2 separate regions of the Homo sapiens genome follow, and region 2 is linked to region 1. Evidence: chromatin loops called from intact Hi-C (ENCODE). Cell type or tissue: mammary epithelial cell. All regions are shown on one strand. Links, peaks and the distances in the headings refer to the core of each region. The heading gives the core; the rest is flanking DNA.

The links. Hi-C counts contacts between places; a loop is a spot of excess contacts. Peaks named below come from ENCODE experiments on the same cell type or tissue, not always from the same donor. Only the 100,000 strongest peaks of a DNase experiment are listed, where the experiment ranks them.
Region 2: it touches region 1 in a loop (6-fold over the local background); 4 of 110 quality-filtered maps call a loop at or near these places.

Annotation. Positions count from the first base shown.
Region 1 is chr7:3,475,991-3,486,814 of GRCh38, forward strand. The region is part of intron 1 of SDK1 (sidekick cell adhesion molecule 1); the gene reads left to right. Among named protein-coding and RNA genes, the nearest start is that of SDK1-AS1, 130 kb to the left of the region's middle. In mammary epithelial cell, for the core only: a CTCF peak has its summit at 6,618 (motif pointing right); no DNase peak of the experiment used is centred there.
Region 2 is chr7:3,553,865-3,564,688 of GRCh38, forward strand. All of the region lies in intron 1 of SDK1 (sidekick cell adhesion molecule 1), which reads left to right. Among named protein-coding and RNA genes, the nearest start is that of SDK1-AS1, 210 kb to the left of the region's middle. In mammary epithelial cell, for the core only: no CTCF peak of the experiment used is centred there; a DNase peak (open chromatin) is centred at 5,697.

The sequences.
Region 1 (10,824 bases), core at 1,859-9,858:
ATTATCTTTTGGTAATTAAAACTTTTCCTATTCATCATCAAAAAGTCTGTATTTTTAAAACCCATATTTTAAAACTCAATTTAAAACCTATTTTCAAACAATTTCTCTCTGTTTTAGATTAAGTGACTAATTTTCTTTATATTCCGTTTCACTCATGAAAGGTTTTGGAGAGCTTCCTAAAAGGTACGATATGCATATGAAAACTGTTCCTGTGCTCTTACTCTTCTGATCTGCTTTCACCTTTTATGGCTTTCTTTAATGCCAGTGACTTGAACATTACACAGGATTCCATCACCCACAGCTGTTTGCTGTTTATACATAGACAATATTTTTCAGTTGCCGTTACCGCTCCTGGTCGCATCTAACACTACCAGGGCTATGTCTTCAGCAAAAGGTGAGTGGTAGTTCCAGTACTTCTTTTCCTTTAACCAGACATTACTTTTTCCTAGATTATTATGCCATTGTTCTCATTGTAATCTATTTCTACATTTCTGCCGAATGATACAACTTAGTGAAATCTTCTAATACCTTATTACCAAAAAGTTTGGGGTCATATAGGACTTTATCATTATTTTGTTTCAGAATACATATGTGTTTTCTACCTATGCCATTGTTTTTTGATTCTGTTAATGGTGGATTTATTTTATATGTTGAAATTTAGTATTTTTATATAGTTAATTTTGTCAGTCACTTTGTAGTGAACTTTTCCAACCTCGAATTTTTTCCTCTGTAACCGTTCACTGAGGCTGGAGTTTGGTTTGGATGACCTCATCCCCAGGCCCAGCGATTGACCCTAGTCATACACCCAGCAAGGTGGCTGACTGGGAACTCAGGCCTAATCTAACTAGCGGGTGGTATTCGTGACTATTAAGAGATGGGTGTATAACTAGGGCTTTTGGCAGTAAGTGGGGAAAGAGGAACTCCTCTAACTGGTGAGGCATGCAGGCCTAAGGACGGAGACTCTGTAGGCGTGAGGGAAGCCATATGGCTGAAGAAGCTAGCATGTGCAAGAAGAGGGCAGATTTGAGAGAATGGCAGAGAAATGGAACAAGACTGATCAAATGAGTCTGATTGTGACCTTCCTCTGTACTTTGGAATTACATGAGCCATTAAAGTACTTCCTTGTTTAAGCTAGTTGAGATTTCCTATTTGTAGCTTGAAATATCCTAACACTTCATTTTTGCTTTATGGTTTTCTCCTTTTTTTTTTTTTTTTTTTTTTTTGAGCCAGAGTCTTGCTCTGTCGCTCAGGCTGGAGTGCAGCGGCGCGATCTTGGCTCAGTGCAGTCTCCATCTCCTGGCTTCAAGCCATTCTCCTGCCTCAGCCTCCTGAGTAGCTGGGATTACAGGCGTGCGCCACCACACCTGGTGAATTTTTGTATTTTTAGTAGAGATGGGGTTTCACCTTGTTGGCCAGGCTGGTCTTGAACTCCCGACCTCAGGTGATCCACTTTGGCCTCCCAAAGTGTTGGGATTACACGTGTGAGCCACCCTGCTCGGCCTATGGTTTTGTTTCTTTCTTTTTTCTTTTTTTTTTTTTAAGAGATGGGGGTCTCACTCTGTCCACCAGGCTGGAGTGCAGTGGTGCAGTCATAGCTCGCTGCAACCTCAAACTCTTGGGCTTAAGGGATTCTCCTGCCTCAGCCTCCTTAGTAGCTGGGACTTCAGCACACACTACCACACCCAGCTAATTTTTAATTTTTTTGTGGAGATAGAGTCCCACTATGTTGTTCAGGCTTGTCCCGAACCTCTAGCTTAAAGTGAACCTCCCACCTCAGACTCCCAAAGCACAGGGATTACAGGTGTGAGGTACCACACCTGGCCTGCTTTATGGTTTTTTATATATAAAACGTATCATGAGAAGTTGGATGGAAATTTTATCTGTATTTCCTCTTACTGATTTGTTCGTTTCACAGGTGTTTGAATCCTTACATACAGTGTTTTGTCCTATGGTGTGTGTTAGAGATCTGCCTTTACTTTTTTTCCTAAACAGTTTCCCATATGTATTGAATTATATCCTTCCTATTGATTTGCAACATACTCCTTAGGAAACTTTAGGCTGTTGGTGAATTTTCTGTTTTGTTCCACTAATCTGTCTTTAAATCACTGTATCAGTAAAAAATTATAAAGTATTATCCTTTTGTAATATATTTTAATGTTTTCAGGGAAAATATCCCTCATTATTTTCCTGAAGTTTCATGGCCATTACCTCCCCTTTATTCTTTGGGATTAATTTGGGAGTTATTTTATGTTTTATGAAATAACTTCTTGGAGTTTTGATTAGAAGTTTATAAATTTTATAAATGATGAGAGTGTTGACTTATTTTTTGAGATAGATTCACTCCATCCCTTTTAATGTATTTTAGGCATAATATATTATTAGTGCTCTTATAAATGAGAGCTTCATTTTCTTATTTTTCAATTTGGGGAAAATTTTTGAGAACATAACTATGGTAATTATTAGAAAAATAACCTAGGAGTATCATATTTACATATTCTCTTTAAATATATTCAACTTTAAAAATAACTTTATTTTTAAAGTTGCATATTCAGTTATCACAAATTTTATGTGTATCTATAAGTCTTTTTGCATTTGTGTGGGCCTTTTTCTTTGTTCTTGATCAATGTTGCTGGAGGTTTATTGATTTTATTAGACTTTCCAAAGAATCAAAGGTTTTATTGAATTATTGAATCTTTATTTATTTTTGCTCTTTTATTATTTCCTTGATTCTACCTGATTCATGTTTATACTGTCGTTCCTTTCCTAATTGTTAAATTTGTTGAATTTGATGCTTAGCTTGTTTATTTTCAGCCTATATTCTTTTATCATTTGAACATTTAAATGTGTACGTTTTTTTCTAATCACTTGCTGCTTAGTTCCAATATATGGTGTTTTTATTATTTTTCATGTATACTTTAGCTTTATGATTTCTTCTTTAATCAGTGGATTATTTAGAAATGTGTTTTTATGTGAAAAATGTCATAATGTTTTTTGAAATACTGATTTCTAACTTGATTGCATTGTGCTTAGAGGACTTGAGGTGTATTAAACTGATTGTTTAGAACTTGTTGAGACTGACTTCATGGTCCAGTATGTGGTCACTTTTCATAAATGTTTCACATTTGCATAAGCATATCTATTGTTCAGGCTGGGTGTGGCAGCTCACACCTGTTGTAATCCTAGCACTTTGGGAGGCTGAGGAGGGCGGATCACTTGAGGTCAGGAGTTCGAGACCATCCTGGCCAACGTGGCAAAACCCCGTCTCTACCAAAAACATAAAAATTAGCCAGGCCTGGTGGTGTGTGCCTGTAGTCCCAGCTACTTGGGAGGCTGAGGCAGGAGAATCGATTGAACCCGGGAGGTAGAGGTTGCAGTGAGCCGATATTGTGCCACTGCACTCCAGCCTGGGTGACAGGGTGAGACTGTGTCTCAAAAAAAAAAAAAAAAAAAAAAAGAATATCTATTGTCCAATTGGTGGATACAGGGCTCTAAAAATATCTGTTAATCATATTGTCTAAATTGTCAATATATTTAATGATTGTTTTTGCTCTGATTAGCAATTAGTGAGATATGTTAAAATTACTTCACTAAGGCCAGGCATGGTGGCTCACGCCTGTAATCCCAGCACTTTGGGAGGTCGAGGTGGGGGGATCATGAGGTCAGGAGTTCGAGACCAGCCTGGGCAACATAGTGAAACCCTATTTCTACTAAAAATACAAAATTTAGCTGGGCATGGTGGCGTGTGCATGTAGTCCTAGCTACTCAGGAAGTTGAGGCAGGAGAATTGCTTGAAACTGGGAGGCAGAGGTTGAAGTGAGCCAAGATCGTGCCACTGCACTCTGGCTTGGGCATCAGAGCGAGAGTCCATCTCAAAAAAAAAAAAAAATTTTTTTTTTCATTAAATGAGAGACCTCTAATTTTCTCCTAGTTCTTTCAATTTTTTCTTTATATGCTTTGAAGCTATGTTATTAGGTACTGTGATAGGCAGAATAATGCCCCCTCACCTGTCCACGCCCAAAGTAAAGATGTCTACATCCCAATCGTCAGAACCTGTGAATATGTCCCTTTACATGGCAAAGGGGAATTAAGATAGCAGAAGGAATTAAGCTTGCTGATCATTTCGTTTTCAAATACAGAGCTAATCTTGGATTATCCAGGTGGGTCCAGTATAATCACAAGTCCTTAATGTGAAAGAAGTAGGCAGAAGAAGAGTGGTGTGACATGAGAAGGATTCAGCAGGTCATTGCTGGCTGTGAAGATGGAAGGGGGCGTGAAAGCTAGCGGTATCAACACAGAGTGGCTCATGTGAAAACCTAAGGAAATGGAGCCGCGAGGCCATGAAGAAGGCGCCCTCGTGCACATATGCTCATGTAGGAACTACTGGAAGAACTTCCGTGTTCCGGATAAGCTGCCTGCCTCCTGCACATACGCTCATGTAGGAACTACTGGAAGAACTTCCGTGTTCCAGATAAGCTGCCTGCCTCGTGCACATACGCTCATGTAGGAACTACCGGAAGAACTTCGGTGTTCCCGATAAGCTGCCTGCCCATGGACACTTGCCTCCTTCCAGCTCCTGCAACCAGAGAGCTTTGTCTCAAGACAGCTCATGTGGACTTCTCATTTTTTCCTTTTAAAAGCTTCTCTTGTCTCAGCCTGTTTGGATATACCTATGGGTCTGCCATAGCGTGCATATGGATTGTAGTCCCCTGCTATTCCTGAATAAACTGTTTTGGAAAGCCAGTCTCTCGTTTATTTTACGTTGACAGGGGCTATGAGTCAAAGGATGCAGGGAGCCTCTAGAAGCTTGAACAGGTGAGGAAATGGATTCATCTCTAGAGCTTCTGGAAAGAAAGGCAGCTTTGTTGGTTGTAGCCAGTGACGCTGGCATCGGACTTCCAGTTAGTGTTTCTCTGGTACATCTTTCTTCCTTCTTTTAACCTTCTTTCTGTTGGTATCCTTGTGTTTTAAGTGTGTCTCTGGTAAGCATTATGTATGTGCATTATGTATATAGATTTTGAATTTTTTACCTATTCTGACAATACTTGTTTTAAATCAGAGAATTTCAAAGAGTTATACTTACTATGATTACTAATACATTTGGAATTATTTGAATTATTTTTACCATTTTATTTTGTCCTTTCACTTTTTAAAACTATTTTACTTAAAAAATTTTAAGAGGCAATTTAAAAAGTTGTTTTTTGGGCAATAATCCTTTACAGTAGGTATTTTTATTCCACTTTGCAGCTGAGAAAACTAAGACACAGAGGGTTAAGTAACTTGTTCAAGATCACACAATTAGTGTGTGGCAGAAGCTGGACTTGAACTCTGTTCATCTGACTGTAGTGACTGCATATCATCCTGGTACAGTTTCGTTTATTGAGTGTGATAGATTTAAAAAAGGCAGAATTGTCAGTCAAGGATGTGCCGATGTCTTCGATGTACTCCTCTAGATATGCCCTCTACACGCTGTTCTGTGCTCCCAGAGTCTGACCTCTTTGGACTGTTAGTGAGCCTCCTGCCTGGTGGCTACCAACTGGGTCCAGCCAGTGAGAAACGAGGGCAAAGAATTAGGTCCAGGTATTTATTCTGACCCTTGAACCACCCTTCCTTCCCACATACAAGCCCTTCCTGTGTACAGGGTTACCTCAGGGCTCACTGTGTCCCTTGGGAAAGGTCACGGCTCGTGTCAGGGACCCTGTCCACTCTGTCCTCTCAGCATCTAGTTTCTGCTTCCCTGCTCTTATGCCTTAAGGCCTAGGGGTGCAAACAGCAGTTGTCATTTGCTCCAGGGCATGGCATTATTTGGTTTTACTAAACTGTCCTACCTTTTGTGAAATTCCCTTTATTAAATGCTTTCCAAATTATCCCTGTTGATTGCACAGTCTGTTTTCTGCCAGGACTCTGACTGATACAGTGAGAAAGGAATGCTTAATCAAATCAGCCGTCCTTTATGGAAATAAATTATTAAAGCCCTGCCTCACATCAAAAAGCAAAGCTTGAAAAAAATATAATAAGGGATTAATAATCAAAACATATAAAAATGTCAAACATCTATTAAAGAAAAAAGGCAAGCCATGCAAAAGTAAAGTTCAGGGACATATCCTACCAGACATTGTAAAGCTATAGGAATAAAATAGGGTAATACTGGTGTGTAAAAAACACATAGTTTTACAGTCTATTCATCGATCAGATACCTTAAACTACCTACCTACTAACAACAATTAAAAATATTAGAGGAGAGATGTAAAAAACTATTGAAAATGTATTTCTGACCAGGCAAGAGAAGACGGAATTGGCAGGGTGAAAAAGGGCAAGCCAGACTCTAGGGAGGGCAGCGAGCTCTTAGACTGCCTTCACCGTCTTTCTGAACTCAAGGGCCGGGAGTGTCTGCTTTGATGGCTGCATGGGACTCCGGAGATAGGCAATAAAGCCCATGGTTTCTACAAAGTGGGAAGCTCCAAGATTTATTGCTGAATAAATCTGGAACCCTAAAGTCCGTAATGTAAAAGGTGAATGAGAAAGAAATCTCTGCGCAGAAGAGAGAAGGAAACAAGCCTTAACTCACTGGAGTAGCAAGGAAAGCGCTTCTCTGAGAATTGATGACCACCAGAGGGCCTCCCACAGGTCTTCCCTGCACATTCCTGCTATCCTACTGGGGAGGTCCAAAACAACCTCCAGCAAACAATTCAACGTGGTCTTCAAGTAGTTGTGTACCCAGGCAACTGGCAAAAACAAATACAACTCCTCTCTGGAGGAAAGCAGCTTCCACCCAATATTCAAGGCATTACTGAAGGCAACAAAACAGGAAAACAGGTAAAGGATTCTCAGGCAACTCACAGGACATAAAATGTACATCTTGATTACGAAATAATCTGTGTAATAAGCTTAGAAAATTGCCTGACACGTAATAAGTGCTAAGTAAACGTTAGCTATGATGATGCTGGTGACAACAATGATGATTTCAAGTCTTTTTAATTCTCTCCTATTAATTGATTTCTCTTGCTTTGTTAAAATCACACCAGTTTAATTAACACTTGTCATATTGTAAACTTTTTAAAATGTTCAAATTTTTTCATTGTTCTTTTTAGAAGTTTTCTTACATATTTTATGTGAGTTTTAGGATTGGCTTGTCAAGTTCCTGAAAAATCATGTTTGAATTTTGATGAGGATAGGGGTTACCTTTATAGATTACTTTGTTAAAAACTGACATCTTTACAGTATTGAGTCCTAGCATTTCTGAATAGAGTATATCTTTTAGTTTATTCAGGCTTCTTTTATGTCCTTTAGTCAAGTTTTATAGTTGTCTTCATAAAGATCTTGCCACCTTTTTTTAGTTTTATACCCACTTTTCCATTTATGTTGCTCTTTCCTATTAAATGCTTAAATTGGCTATATTGAAGATGTAAGAAGGCTGTTGAGTTTTGTGTTCACCTTGTATGTTTTGCGCTTGCCAAAATCCCTTACTTTTTCTGATTGCCTCTGATTTTCTAGGTGAATAATCATATTGTTTGTAAATTGTGATAATCATTTCCTTGTGAATATTTCTGTCTCTAAATTTTTATCTTATTGCAATCCCTGCACCACTACAATGCGGGATTTTAACAAGTGGAACAGATATCCTTGTTTTCTTCTTCATTTTAATGGATGCTTCTAATATTTTACCATTAAATGTAATATTTTCTCTAAATTTTTGATATATACCTTTTATCAGAATTTGCTAAGCATTTTTGTTAGGAATGGGTGTTCAGTACTATTAGATGATATTTATTTCAGTCTCTGATAGTTACATGATGTTTCTCCTTTAATACATGACTATAGTAAATTCATTGGAACATTTCTTTTTTCTCCTCTTTATCATTAAAATGTTTATATATACGTTGGATAAGCTCTACATGGCCATAATACTTGTCTAACATTTTAAAATTTATTTTTAGTTTTTAACTAATACATAATAGTTGGACATATTTATGGGGTACATGTGATATTTTGATATACGCATATGATGTGTAATAAATCAGGGTAATTGGGATATCTGTCACCTCAAACATTTATCATTTCTGTGTGTTGGGGATACTCCAAATATTCTCTTGCAGCTATTTAAGAAATGCCTTACTTCAGTATATGTGAGGGGTTGATTCCAGGGTCCCCTGTATAACCAAAATCGAAGCATGCTCCAGTCCACAGGTGGCCCTGCCAAACCCACGGATACAAAATTTCACCTTCTGTATCCATGAATTCACATCCCTCCAATACTGTACAGTTTTGTAGGATTTGAACTGCATGGGTCCATGTATACACACATTTTTTTTCAACCAAACATAGATCGAAAATACATATTCACTGGATGCGAAACCTACATATATGGGGGCTGACTTGTTGAATATGAGGTTCCACAAGGCCGACTTCGGGACATGAGTGTGTGAGGATTTCGGTAAACATGAGGGTCCTGGAACTAGTTCCCCATGTAGACCGAGGAACGGCTATATTTTCAGTTTGGTTGGAAAAATATCCTTGTATAAGTGGATCCTGGCAGTTCAAACCAGAGTTGTTCAAGGATTAACTGTACAATAGTTAACTATGGTCTCCTGCCAGTGCTGTTGAACACTAGAACTTATTCCTTTCCTCTAACTGTGGTTTTGTATCCATAACCAACCTCGCCTCACACTTTCCTCTCCCCTGCCCTTCCTAGCCTCTGGGAAACACTGTTGCACTCACTACCTCCACAAGATCGGTTTTTTTTAGCTCCCACATAGGAGTGAGAACATGGGATATTTGTCTTTCTGGGCCTGACTTTCGCTTAATGTCCTCCAGTTATAAACGTGTTGCTGCAAATGACAGCATTTCATTTTTTCAGTGGCTGAATAGTATTCCTTTGTGGAAGCATAACATATTTTGTTTGTTCATTCATCTGTTGATGAGCATTTAGCTTGATTCCATATCTTGGCTATTGTGAATGGAGCTGTAGTAAACGTGGGACTGCAGGTCATCTGTTTGATAGACTAATTTCCTTTCTTTTGGGTATATACCCAGCAGCGGAATTGCTAGATCATATGGCAGTTCTATTTTCCATTTCTGGAGGACCCTCCATACTGTTTTCCATAATAGTTCTGCCAATTTACATTCTCACCAAGACCGTATGAACATTCTTTTTCTCTGCATCCTAGCCAGCATTTGTTATTTTCTGTCTTTTTGATAATAGCTATCATATCTGGGGTGAGATGAAATCTCACTGTGGTTTTGATTTGCGTTTCTTAATGACTAGTGATATTGAGCATTTTTTCCCTAGACGTGGTGGCCATTTGCAGGTCTTCTTTTGAGAAATGTCTCTTCAGATACTTTGCCCATTTAAAAATCAGATTATTTGCTTATTTGCGATTGAGTTGTTTGAGTTCAGTGCTGGGTTCCACCGTGGCAGGGCTAACACCTAGTTCCAATGCCAAGTCCCACACTCACTTTGCTTTCCCTACCCCAAGCATAGGTGTTTTCCCTCCAGGCTGTGCTGCCTGGGGATGAGGTACCAGGGTGTAGGTAATGTGAGACTGTCTTCCCTACCCCTTTAAATGCATCTTTTCTTGTTAAGCTAAAACCAGGTCCTGTCATCTCCCATCTGATTTTTAGCTGTTATGAAAATGCTTTCTTGTATGGATAGTTGTTCATTTTGATGTTTGTGCTGAGGGGATGATCTTTGGAGGGTTTTTTTTTTTTTTTTTTTTTTGAGCCATCTTGCTCCACCTTTCTCTCTGGTAATTTTTAAACTTTATTTAAAAATGTTCCATCTATATTCATAAGTGCTATTCCCACGTAAGTGTGTTTTCTTATTATATTTATGAATCCAACTATGGTGGCTTTCTAAAACATCTTAGGTTTTTAAAAAATCTTATTCTTTGTCCCGTTAGGACAGTTTATATAATATTGGTTTTATCTATTTTTTGAAGATTTGAAAAACTCTTCATTAAAACCATCTATGCCTAGTGCTTTTAGGACACTATTAGGACAGTTTATATAATATTGGACAGTTTATATAATATTGGTTTTATCTATTTTTTGAAGATCTGAAAAACTCTTCATTAAAATCATCTATGCTTAGTGCTTTTTTCCCCCCTGAGTTAAATTATTACCTGTAATTTTGATTTCTTCTATGGTTATTTGGTCTTTTGTTTTCTTTTTTCTTATGAAAATTTTAGAACATTCTTCTAGTATCTGTTTTGCTTAGCTTTTAATGTTAATTAAAATTATATGGAGTTAAATTTTAAATCTTTAATATCTGAGGTTGTTTTCTTTTCCATTTCTATTGTACTTTATTTGGATCTTCTTTCTTTTTTCTTAGTTAGACTTGGCAAAACTTAGCCAGTTTTATGGGTCATTTCAAAGAACCTGGGTTTCAAATGTGCTGGTATTTTTGTTTGGTTTTCTAATTCATTTCTTTTTTTATGTCTAATAATTTATTCTACTTTCCTGTTTGGTTTTGTTTTTACCCCCCTAATTTTGTAAGTTATAAACTAAGTTTACTTATTTTCAATCTCTTGTGTTTTCTGGTAAATGCATTTTATGCTATGATTTTTTCTGACCCTGCTGTGGCTGTTTCCCAGTCTTTATTTTGTGCGCTTTATTTGTTATGTATGTATGATGAAAATGGAAATTTTTCTTCAGTTTTTTTTTCTTCATCCCAAAGCACAAGTAAGGCGTTAAATTTCAATAGGTAGATAGATGTAGAGATAGTAGATTTTTAGCCACGTTTTAATTTTATCCTATTACATTTATTTTAAAAGATTTGGAAGACTTGTATTTTTTTAATTTGTAAATATATCCTTTTGTCCTAAAACT
Region 2 (10,824 bases), core at 1,287-9,286, 77 kb after region 1:
CCTGGGGAAGTCCCTTCACTCCCTCAGGCAGCATCAGCAGGGACCCGTGGGAGCCCCCATCAGAACCAGACAAATGAAGCGGGCACAAAGAATGCTGCAAAGGCTCTGAAAATTAAGCTGGCCCTGGAACCATAGCCCACAAAAGTAGACCAGGACCCACATACTAAGCCTAAACAGGGTGACTGCCTAGACAGGAAATCAGCAAGGATGTAGAAGGTCTGAACAACACAATCAAGCAACAGGACTAAATTGACGTTTCTGGAATACTTCACCCAGAAACCACAGAATACATAGTCTTCCAAAGAATTCGTGGGACATTCACCAAGACGGCGCACATCCTGGGCCATAGAGCACTTTTAAACAACCAAACTCATGCGGAGTGCACTCTCTGATCGTAGTGGAGTCTATTAGAAATCAGTAACAGAAAGACAACAGGAAAACCTTCAAACAGGTAAAAATGAAACAACACACTATTAAATAATACATGATTTAAAGATCAAGTTTTAAAGGAAATAAAAATACATAAAACTGAAAGCAAAAACAGAACATACCAAAATATTTGGGACGCAGGTAAAGCAGTTCTGAGAGTGAAATTTATGGCACTAAATTACTACATTAAAAATGAGGAGAGATAGAGAAAGATAGTTCAATAGAAGCCTCCAGAGATTGTACTCACTCCTCCATAGGATCACCAAATTACCCACAGAAAAAATCATCTTCATAAGAACCAAGAATCAGGTGAGCAATCACAGTACCTGGTTTTAGCATCATACTAAGGAAAGAGGCACTGAGGAGAGTAGGAGAGATAGTCTTCAATCACCTAGGCCACCTTTCCCTCATCCAAAAAATATAACTGATAAACAAATTCATTATAGTTGCTGAATACAAAATTAACATCCAAAAAGGAGTAGTATTTGTCTATGCCAAAAACAAACAATCTGAAAAAAGAAATCAAGAAACTAATCCCATTTACAATAGCTACAAAAAAATACTAGGAATTAAGTTAACCAGAGAAGTGAAAAATCCCTGTAAGGAAAACTATAAAACTTTTTGCAAGAAATTGAAGAGGACACGCAAAAAAATGGAAAGATATTACATGTTTGTAGATTTGAAGAATCAATATTGTTCAAATGTCCATATTACCCAGGGCAATCTATAGATTCAATGCAATCCCTATCAAAATACCCATGAATTCTTCACAGAAATAGAAAAACAATCCTAAAATTTAAATGGAACCACAAAAAGCCAAGAATAGACAAATTTATCCTAAACAAAAAGAACATAACTTGAGGAGTCACATTTACATGACTTGAAGTTATACTACAGAGCTATAGTAACCAAAACAACATGGTATGGGCATAAAAATAGGCAAGTTGACCAGTGGAACAAAATTAAAATCCAGAAATAAATCTATACACCTACAGTGAACTCACTTTTGACAAAGGTGCCAAGAATATACATTGGGGAAAGGACACTCTTTTCAGTAAATGTTGCTGGGAAAACTGGATATCCATATACAGAAGAATGAAACTAGACCTCTATGTCTCATCACATACAAAAATCAAAATGGATTAAAAACTTTAAGATGTGAAGATTATGAAACTAGTAAAAGAAAACATTGGGGAAACTCTCCAGGGCATTGGATGGGGTAAGGATTTCTTGAGTAATACTCTACAAATATGGGCAAACAAAGCAAAAATGGACAAATGAGATCACATGAAGTTAAAAAGCTTCTGCACAGCAAAGGAAAACAATCAACAAAGCAAAGAGACAATTCAGTGGGAGAAAATATTTGCAAACCATCCATCTGACAAGGGATTAGTAACCAGCATATATAAGGAGTTCAAGCAACTCTATAGGAAAATATTTAATAATCTGATTAAAAAATGGACAAAAGATCTGAATAGATATTTTGCAAAAGAAGACATACAAATGGCAAACAGGTGTATTAAACGTCATTGATCATCAGAGAAATGCAAATCAAAACCATTATACAACAAGGTATCATCTCACTCCAGTTAAAATGGCTTTTATCTTAAAGACAGGCAGTAACAAATGCTGGCAAGAATGTGGAGAAAAGGGAATCCTCATACACTATCGGTGGGAATGTAAATTAGGGAAACCACCATGGAGAGCAGTTTGGAGGTTTCTCAAAAAAGTAAAAATAGAGCTACCATATGATCCAGCAAAGCCACTGTTAGGTATATATGCCAAAGAAAGGAATCAGTATACCGAAGAGGTATCTGTACTTCTATGTTTTTTGCAGCACTATTCACAATAGCCAACATTTGTAAGCAACCTAAGTGTTCTTCAGCAGATGAATGGATAAAGAAAATGTGATACATATACACGATGGAGTATATTCAGCCATAAAGAAAAATGAGATCCTGTCATTTGCAACAACACTCGTTTTGTTAAGTGGAGTAGGTCAAGCACAGAAGGACAAACTTCATGTGTTCTCAGTCATTTATGGGAGCTAAGAAAAGTAAAACAATTGAACTCATGGAGATAAAGGGTAGAATGGTTCCCTGAGGCTGGAAAAGGTTGGTGGGGGTGCAGCAAGTAGGGATGGTTAATGGGTACAAAAATATAGTTAGAATGAATAAGATCTAGTATTTCATAGTACAACAGGGTGACTAAAGTCAATAATTTATTATACATTTAATAACTAGAGGCCAGGTGTGGTGGCTCACACCTTGTAATCCCAGCACTTTGGGAGGCTGAGGCAGGCTGATTATCTCAGGTCAGGATTTTGAGACCAGTCTGGCGAACCTGGTGAAACCTCGTCTCTACTAAAAATACAAAAATTAAGCCAGGTGTGGTGGTGCACACCTGTAATCCCAGCTACTCTGGAGACTGAGGCAGGAGGCAGTGAGCCAAGATCACGCCACTGCACTCCAGCCTGGGCAGCAGAGTGAGATTCTGTTTCAAATAAATAAATAAAAATAAAATAACTAGAAGAGTATAATTGGATTGTTTGTAACACAAAGAAGGGATTAGTACTTACGTGATGGATACCCATACCCCGTTTACCCTGATGTGATTATTACACATTGTATGTCTGTATCACAATATCTCATGTACCCCTTAAATATTTACACATACTGTAGACTCACAAAAATTAAAAATATTAAAAAATAAGGAAAGGTCTCAAATCAATAATCTAAGTTAATACCTCAAGAAATTAGGAAAAGAAGAGCAAAATAAATCCAGAACAAGCAGAAGGAAAGAGATAATAAAAGCAAAAGTCGACAAAACTGAAAATAGGGAAACAGTAGAAAAAAAATCAATGTATCAAAAACCTGGTCCTTTAAAAACTTTAATAAAATTGATAAATCTGTAACAAAATCGAGAGGAAAAGAGGACACAAATCTGTAATATCAAGAATGAAATGGGACAACAGTACAGATCCTAAAGCCACTAAAGGACTCATAAAGGACAAGATTACACTCACACATTTTCCAACTAAGAAGAAATGAGGTCAGTTTGTCAAAAACTGCAAACTAATACTCAACCAGGATGAAATAGATAATCTGAAGAGTCCTGTAACCATTAGGGAAATGGAGAGAGGGTAGTGGCTATGGTCACAAAAGAGCAAGACCAGGGGTCCTGATGGCAATAGAAATGTTCAGTGTCTTGATGTGGTGATGGACACAGGAACCCACACATGTGCTAACATTTTATAGAATTAAGTACACACCTACAAGTAAATATCAAACTGAGGAAATCTGAGTAAGATAATTGGATTATATCCATGTCAAAGAAATCCTGGTCCCAGCATTGTACTAAGGCTTTCAAAATGTTGCCATTGGGGATAACTCAGTAAAGGGTACTCAGAATCTCTTTGTATTACATCCTATAACTTGCATGTGAATCTGTTATTATCTCAGTTAAATTTTCGATTAAAAAAAGCTAGCAGCTTGTTACTTTAGGAGTTGAACCCTGACTGTATGACTCCAGAGACCTTGTTCTCATTCACACGTCTGCATCTCCATGTTATGTTGAGACATTGCATTCCTAGTAGTTTTACATGATCACATGTAGATCATACCATATGTAAATAGAAAAGTATGCTTGTACATTGTCTTTAACAGCAATTATCAGTATTAGACAAAGCATAGTTTTGTTTCCCTCCCCCACCCCCCGACCCTGTTCCTGTCTCATAGTTTGAAGTTTCCCTTAAGTATTCACAGTTATAGTCCCCAAAGACTTTAGATGCCACGTGGCATGCGTAAAGCCAGCATATTCTATTGAAATGGCCGGTATAGTTGCCGAATCAGATGTTTTTAGCTTACAGAAATGACAATTTCATATGACATTTCTTTTCATATGTTCAAAGAAATTACTTGAGCAAAATGGGAGATTTCTGGAGTAGGCCATAGGATCAAAGGAGTTGCTGGAGGGGACAAGAGAGCTCTAGTATCCTCAGAGTTTGGAACCTAGGACACATTCTTTTTATTTCCATCTCATACTTTCTTCTCCCTGGATTTTGGCACATACTGCCTGCAGTGGAATCATTGGTGGTTTCCAGTATCTTCTTTGACCAGTCCTGCAGTCTGAAGGAAATAACTTCTGTATTCCAGGATTTGTTTGAAAAGATCATAGAGAAGATTAGAATTAGCCTGGCTTGGATCACAGCCCTACACTTTTCCAGTCACTGGGCAAGAGGCAGTGATTGGCCTGGTACAGGCCATGTGGACAGGGAGGGAGAGGTTATTGCTCTGTGAAGGGAGTAAGAGCTGGGAGGGGGCAGAGGGGCAATGCAGACACAGCTGTTAGAGCGACCGCTGGGATCCAGCAGCTGCTGAAGCCTGTGTCTGAGATTATCAAGTCAAGATATCTAAATGGCAGTTAAATCATGAACATAAAAATAATTTTCAAAGTATGCTTAATTGTTCAGTTTTTTAATTCAGCAGAATTTTTCTCCTCTGCTAATGACAAGGCAGTCTATATTAGAGACTGTCAAAATTATTTCTTAAGAAGCATTTAAACAAATAATTTTTGTAGACTGCTATATGCATTTCATTAGACAAATGTATATTCTGCTACAAATTCACATAATCATTTTTCCCTCACTCTACTCAAGACTACTTAGATTGTTTGAAAGAAGGCTTTGGCTAATGGGTATTGGAAGGAATGGCTGATTGTTTTAAAATATCCTGTTGCATACAGGATGTATTTTTTTGAAGGGTTAAGAATGAAAATAGGAAGCAAGCATGTTCCCTCTGACTGAAATTACTTTCCTTGAAGCCATTAGTGTGTAAGTCAGATGCTGAACTTACGATATATAGATATTATATAATATGTTACATATATACTTGAAAATAAAATTCCAAACAGAATAATGACTGTTGCATGGATATATAATGGAGTAATTTACTATGATGAAGTCTGACTTGATAGCACATCAACACAGTAAGCCTCATTTTGAACAGTTCTGCTGTTTCCTTTGTGAAATGGTAGTTGGAAGTATTGTCCGCGGTTATGCAGCATGGTGTTTATGAAGACCTTTGTGGACTCTGCTTGGATCCATTTCCAGGAAAAAAAATTTCTCTGCCAGTGAACTTTTATGTTTCTTTTGCCAGAAAATGGAGAAAGATGAATGTTTCAAATTTTTTTTTAAGTGCCAGGATACTTAGAAGCAGCCTGGTTCAGTGCCAAGATGTAGTAATCAGCTTCCTCAGATGTAGTCATTCATTGACGCTCTTTTCTGATTCACCACCAGTGTCTTGCAAGAGCTTTCACTTTATCTGCCTGCAGCCCTGTTTTAACAGTAGTGTTGACACAACTCACCTGTGTCCATTTGTGATTTCTAAATAGTTTTTAAATCATAAATATTTGAACCTCAAGGTAACGCTGTAAAGTATGAATAGAGATGACATTGTATTTTTTCAAAAAAAAAAAAAAAACACAAAAATCTAAACGGAAACAAGCACAGATGAACTTAATGTCAGTGTAAATTGTAGATTATAGACTTCACAAGGCTGGTCTTTGTTTTGTTCACTGTATCCCTTGCTCCTAGTATAGTGCTTGACAATAAATGTTTCAGGATGATTGATGTTGAATAAACTTAAAAAGTACTCAGCACCTCACAACTTTGAAGAACATGGAAACACTTGTATTGGCAGAAGACAGAAATGTGTAGCCCCAGGAGACAGGAGATAGCTCAAAGCAACCTGTCATGAGCACATTTCTTTGAAGCCTGGTGTTTTATCTTAATAACCCATACAAAATTGAATTCTTCTTTGTATTAGGAATGTTTGTTTTATCATAGAGATTGTTTTAAATGTTACTTATCATAAAATATTATGCTTCCGCAAAATACACTGTTTATCTTGAATACCCTAGCGTATCTTTAGAAGTACGTACTTCTATTGCTTTTGAAAAATACAAATGTCCAATTAATTACATTTTATTGATGTACTGTCTATATGCTGATGATATCCAAATGTATGTCTTTTATCTTTATTTCATCTCTGTAATTACCATTTTAGTTAATGGCAAGTGTGTTTTTCCAGTTGATTGAGAAAAAAAATTCTAAGTCATCCTTGATGTGTGTTTTGTTTTTTTTTAAACTTATATCCAGTGTGTTGGATAGTATCATTGGGTTTGACTTGAGAATATATCTGGAATTTGGTCATTTTTAACCATTCCTACTACTGCTACCAATCTGCCGCCATTGTCTCTTACCTGGATTCCTGCACTGGGTTTTTAGCTGGCCTGTGGGTTTTCCCTTGCACCCCACAGCCCAGTCTCCACACAGCGTTGGCACGATCCTGTAAAAACATCAGAGCAGGTGGCACCCTTCTCAGCACTCTCCAGTGGCCACCCATTTAAACAGAGTTCAGACCCACGTCTCCACTGGGCCTGGCAGAGCCCTCTCTGTATCCTCCTCTCCTACTACCCCTCCCCAGCTCTGCTCTTCCAGCCTCTCTGGCCTCTTTCCTGTTCCTCCAACCTGCCCGAGTTGCTGCTGCTTCTGGGGTCTGCATTTGCTCTTCCCGAAGGTGTCCAGATGGCTGTTTCCTACACTTCCTTTGAGTCTTTTCTCAAAACATTTCAATGAGGTCATCCCCATTCATTCCACCTACAATTTCGCACCAACCCCCAAACATAAGGTCCTTTCTCACATTTTTTTTCTTTTGGCACTTATCACATCTAACATACTATATGTTTTATGTGGTGAGGATATTGAATTTCTTTCCTTCCCTTCCCCCTTCCCCACCCCTAGTGCAATGCTAGATTGCAAGCTTGATGAGGGTAGGGGAGAAAGGCACCTGTTACCTAAGAGACCTGCCAGGAAATCTTTGCTTCATCCTGATCTGTCTCCACAGTTCTATTAGAATCCTTCCTTTTTACTCTCCTTGTTTTTCTTCAAGGGCAGGGGGTTGATCCCTAACACCCTCAAAAGACTGCCTCTTGGCTTTAGGATATTAAGCCAACTTTTTGACAAAAACACATCTGAGCTGCTTTCCTTGGGCGTCAGGGATGGAGCTTTTATTGAAGAAAAGAAAGACACTGTCTCCTCTCTGGTCACTTGTTTGTTCCTGGGTTTCATAGGTGTGTTTCTACGTGTTAGACTCCACAAGCAGTGAAACTCGGAGATCTCTGAGAACATAAGCTTTCTCATGAGCACTGTTTTCCCTGTGGGTAGGCCACCCCTAAGGTGGTGGTGGTGGTGTTTATTTCCCTAAATGGTAGTTACGGGTCAGGTGTGATTCCTGGCACATGGTAAATGCTCAGTAAATAATTTCTGAATCAAGACTGGTTCCCTCAATTTTAATCTGATGACTTATTTTCTCCTTATATGGATTATACTTGGCCTTCCCATTTTAACATTCTGAAGCTGCAGGAGATATTATTAAAGGCCAGGCTACAAAGAGCTCACGTTCCCTTCCAGAATACACTGTTTCTAACAAGCAAGCTGAATAAATTTCTCTGAATCTGGATTTAAACAAAATTCATTATAAGACTGGCCTTGCATTTGGAACATGTTCTTATAAGGAACCTGTAAGTCATGAATATTTCACTTTCTTTTCTAAGTTTTCTTTTCAAATGCACATTTGCTTTCATTTTCTTGTTAAAATGGATTGAGAAAGATTAACACAAATGCTGGTGGGAAAAAATATAGAGGAAATAAGCATTCATAAATATTTTAGGCCTCCGTTTTTCAACAACCCACAGCTGTGTGTACATAGTTGATCTGGGACAGAATGCCACGCCTTGTCTCTACAATGTGTTGCCTCAGAGCCAGTGTTCACCTGGGGAATAGAACTTGGATGTTTCGGAAACTGCATAGCACCCTAGTGAAAAATGCTTCCAAGTGCAAGACAGACTCTTATCTCCAAGGATTCCAGACCGTATTCTACCGTTTCCAAAAATAACCTGCCATCATCAGCTTTGATCCCTACCTTTAAGATAACATTTTATTTTCTATTTGTTCAAGTAAAACATGTTCATAAAAAGTACTTTGGCCTTTTCTTCCATAGATTGTAAGTGTAAAAATTTGCCTAGGTTTCGGTCTCAGCCAAGATGGTCAACTGCATATACTACTGAGTTCTGAATACCATGTTAGCTATTGAGAAAGAATAAAAGCTAGAGGGATGCATGGGTGCTAAAAACTAACAACAAAAATGCTAGGAACCCCTTGGGAGACTGAAGTGGGCTTTAGCTTCTGTATAGTGGCTAAGTAGACGGGTAGCTGCAGCCTGTGGACGAGGCAGCCATAGGTGTCTGGAGAGTCTGGAGGAAACTGGTTTTTAAAACTATTTTTTCTAAGTTATGATAAAGTATACATAACATAAACTTACCATTTTTAAGTGTACTGTTTGGTGGCACTAAGTGCAATCACGTTAAGTTCTGCTTTTGCCTCTCCTATTGCCTTCCCTGAATTTTATTTCCAGCCCAATTGTCACTCACACGTGAGGATATAAGAAGTATCTTCAGCTATACAAGACCTTATAAAAGTTTCTATATAAAGAGCCACACTGAAACATGCTGGGAGGAAATACTTAAATATGAAGGGAAGCAAATACACGGGCAGCTACAAGAGATAGGGGAGGTAAGGGGGATCAAGTCCCCTGGCAAAGTTCATTGATGTCTTGAAAAAGAAGGCTAGGACATAAGAAAACAGAAAATACATGCAAGTAACCCAGAGCTAAACTTCTAGATGTTACCGTTATTGAGTGGAGGAGAAACCAAAGACGGTAGGGATGAAGAAACATACAGATGGATCTGCTGGGGAGACATTGTGAAAATGAAAAGCAAGAGGTGCAGCTTTTAAACCAGCAGAAGAAAATTGGATCTAGCCAATCAAAAATAGGAAAGGGGAAGTGGGATGGAAAGAATAAAACAAAAATAAAATACAGTAAATGGAAAATATGAAAAAAAGCTGGAAAAGTTCAAGTTTTAGAGTAATTACAACGTATATTCCTGGATTATCCATCGTAAAGATGTATTCTCAGATGGGGCGGAAAAACAAGATACAAAAAATAGGTTATAAGAGACACACTTCAAAAGAAGTTGGAAATAAAAGGATGGAAGAGAGAGTACACAAATATGAACCAACAGAAAGCAGTGGTAACTTAAATATATTATTAAAGATGAAGAGGAATGCTATATATTGATAAAGGGAATATGACAAGAAGATGTAACCATAAAAAATGGTAATCTGCAATATAGTTTGAAAATATATCCAGCAACAATTGACAGAATTGCAGAGAGACATCAACAGTTGTAGCTGAAATTTTTAACACACTGTTCTCAGAAATTAGTAAATCCTACAGTTGAAAAGCAGGCAGAGGTGGAGAAAACTTGAAAAATACAATTAATAAGCATGAGCTGTTAGGAATACACCTAAAACTGCATACTTGAGACAATGTGTATTTTTTAAGCTCGTTTGGAGTGATTATAAAAATAAACCGTGTATTATGCCATATAAGAAGCCTCAATTTCCCAGGAATGAAAGCAATAACAAATTAGGTTCACTCAGTATAATGCAATAAAATAAGAAATTACTAATAAAATGATAGTCCCTAACTCCCAAAAAACCGCTTGTGGTTACAAATTAAATAACATATTTCTAAATAGCTATTGAATTAAAAAAATAAAATTATGATATATTTAGAACTGAAAGACAGTGAAAACATGACATTTCAGATTTGTAGGATGTAGTTCAAGCAGTACTTAAAAGGACTTTATAGCTTAAATAAACATAGTTTATTAAACATATAGTTTATTAAATATTAGGAAACAAGAAAGATAAAAAATGAGCCAAAAAGTTGGTAAAAAGAACACAAAGCAAATTTCAAGGAAACAAGATAGAAAAATAAAGGTAAGTACAGAAAGCAATGAAATACAGAATAATAATAATAACACCTGACATGATAGAGAAGGTTAAAATCAAAACTTGATTCTTTGAAAGATAAGATAGACCTCTGACAGACTCAAAAAGAAAGAAAAGAGAAGCTAAAAATAAAATACAGGACAATGCTGGCACCTGTAGTCCCAGCTGCTTTGGGAGGCCGAGACAGGATAATTGCTTGAACCCAGGAGGCTGAGGTTGCAGTGAGCCGAGATTGCGCAACTACTTTCCATCTTGGGTGACAGAGGGAGACTCTCAAAAAAAAATTTATTTTAATAAAAAATACAGGACAATGACAAAAAAGGAAATAGCTGTAGACCAAAGAAATTTTCAAATGATTTTATTGGAACAAAATGTATACTTAATAAATTTGGGGGAAAAGCTAAATAAAATGAATAAATTCTCAGAAAAAAATATAAAATGTAAAAATTATCCTAAGAAATACAGAACATGATTTCACC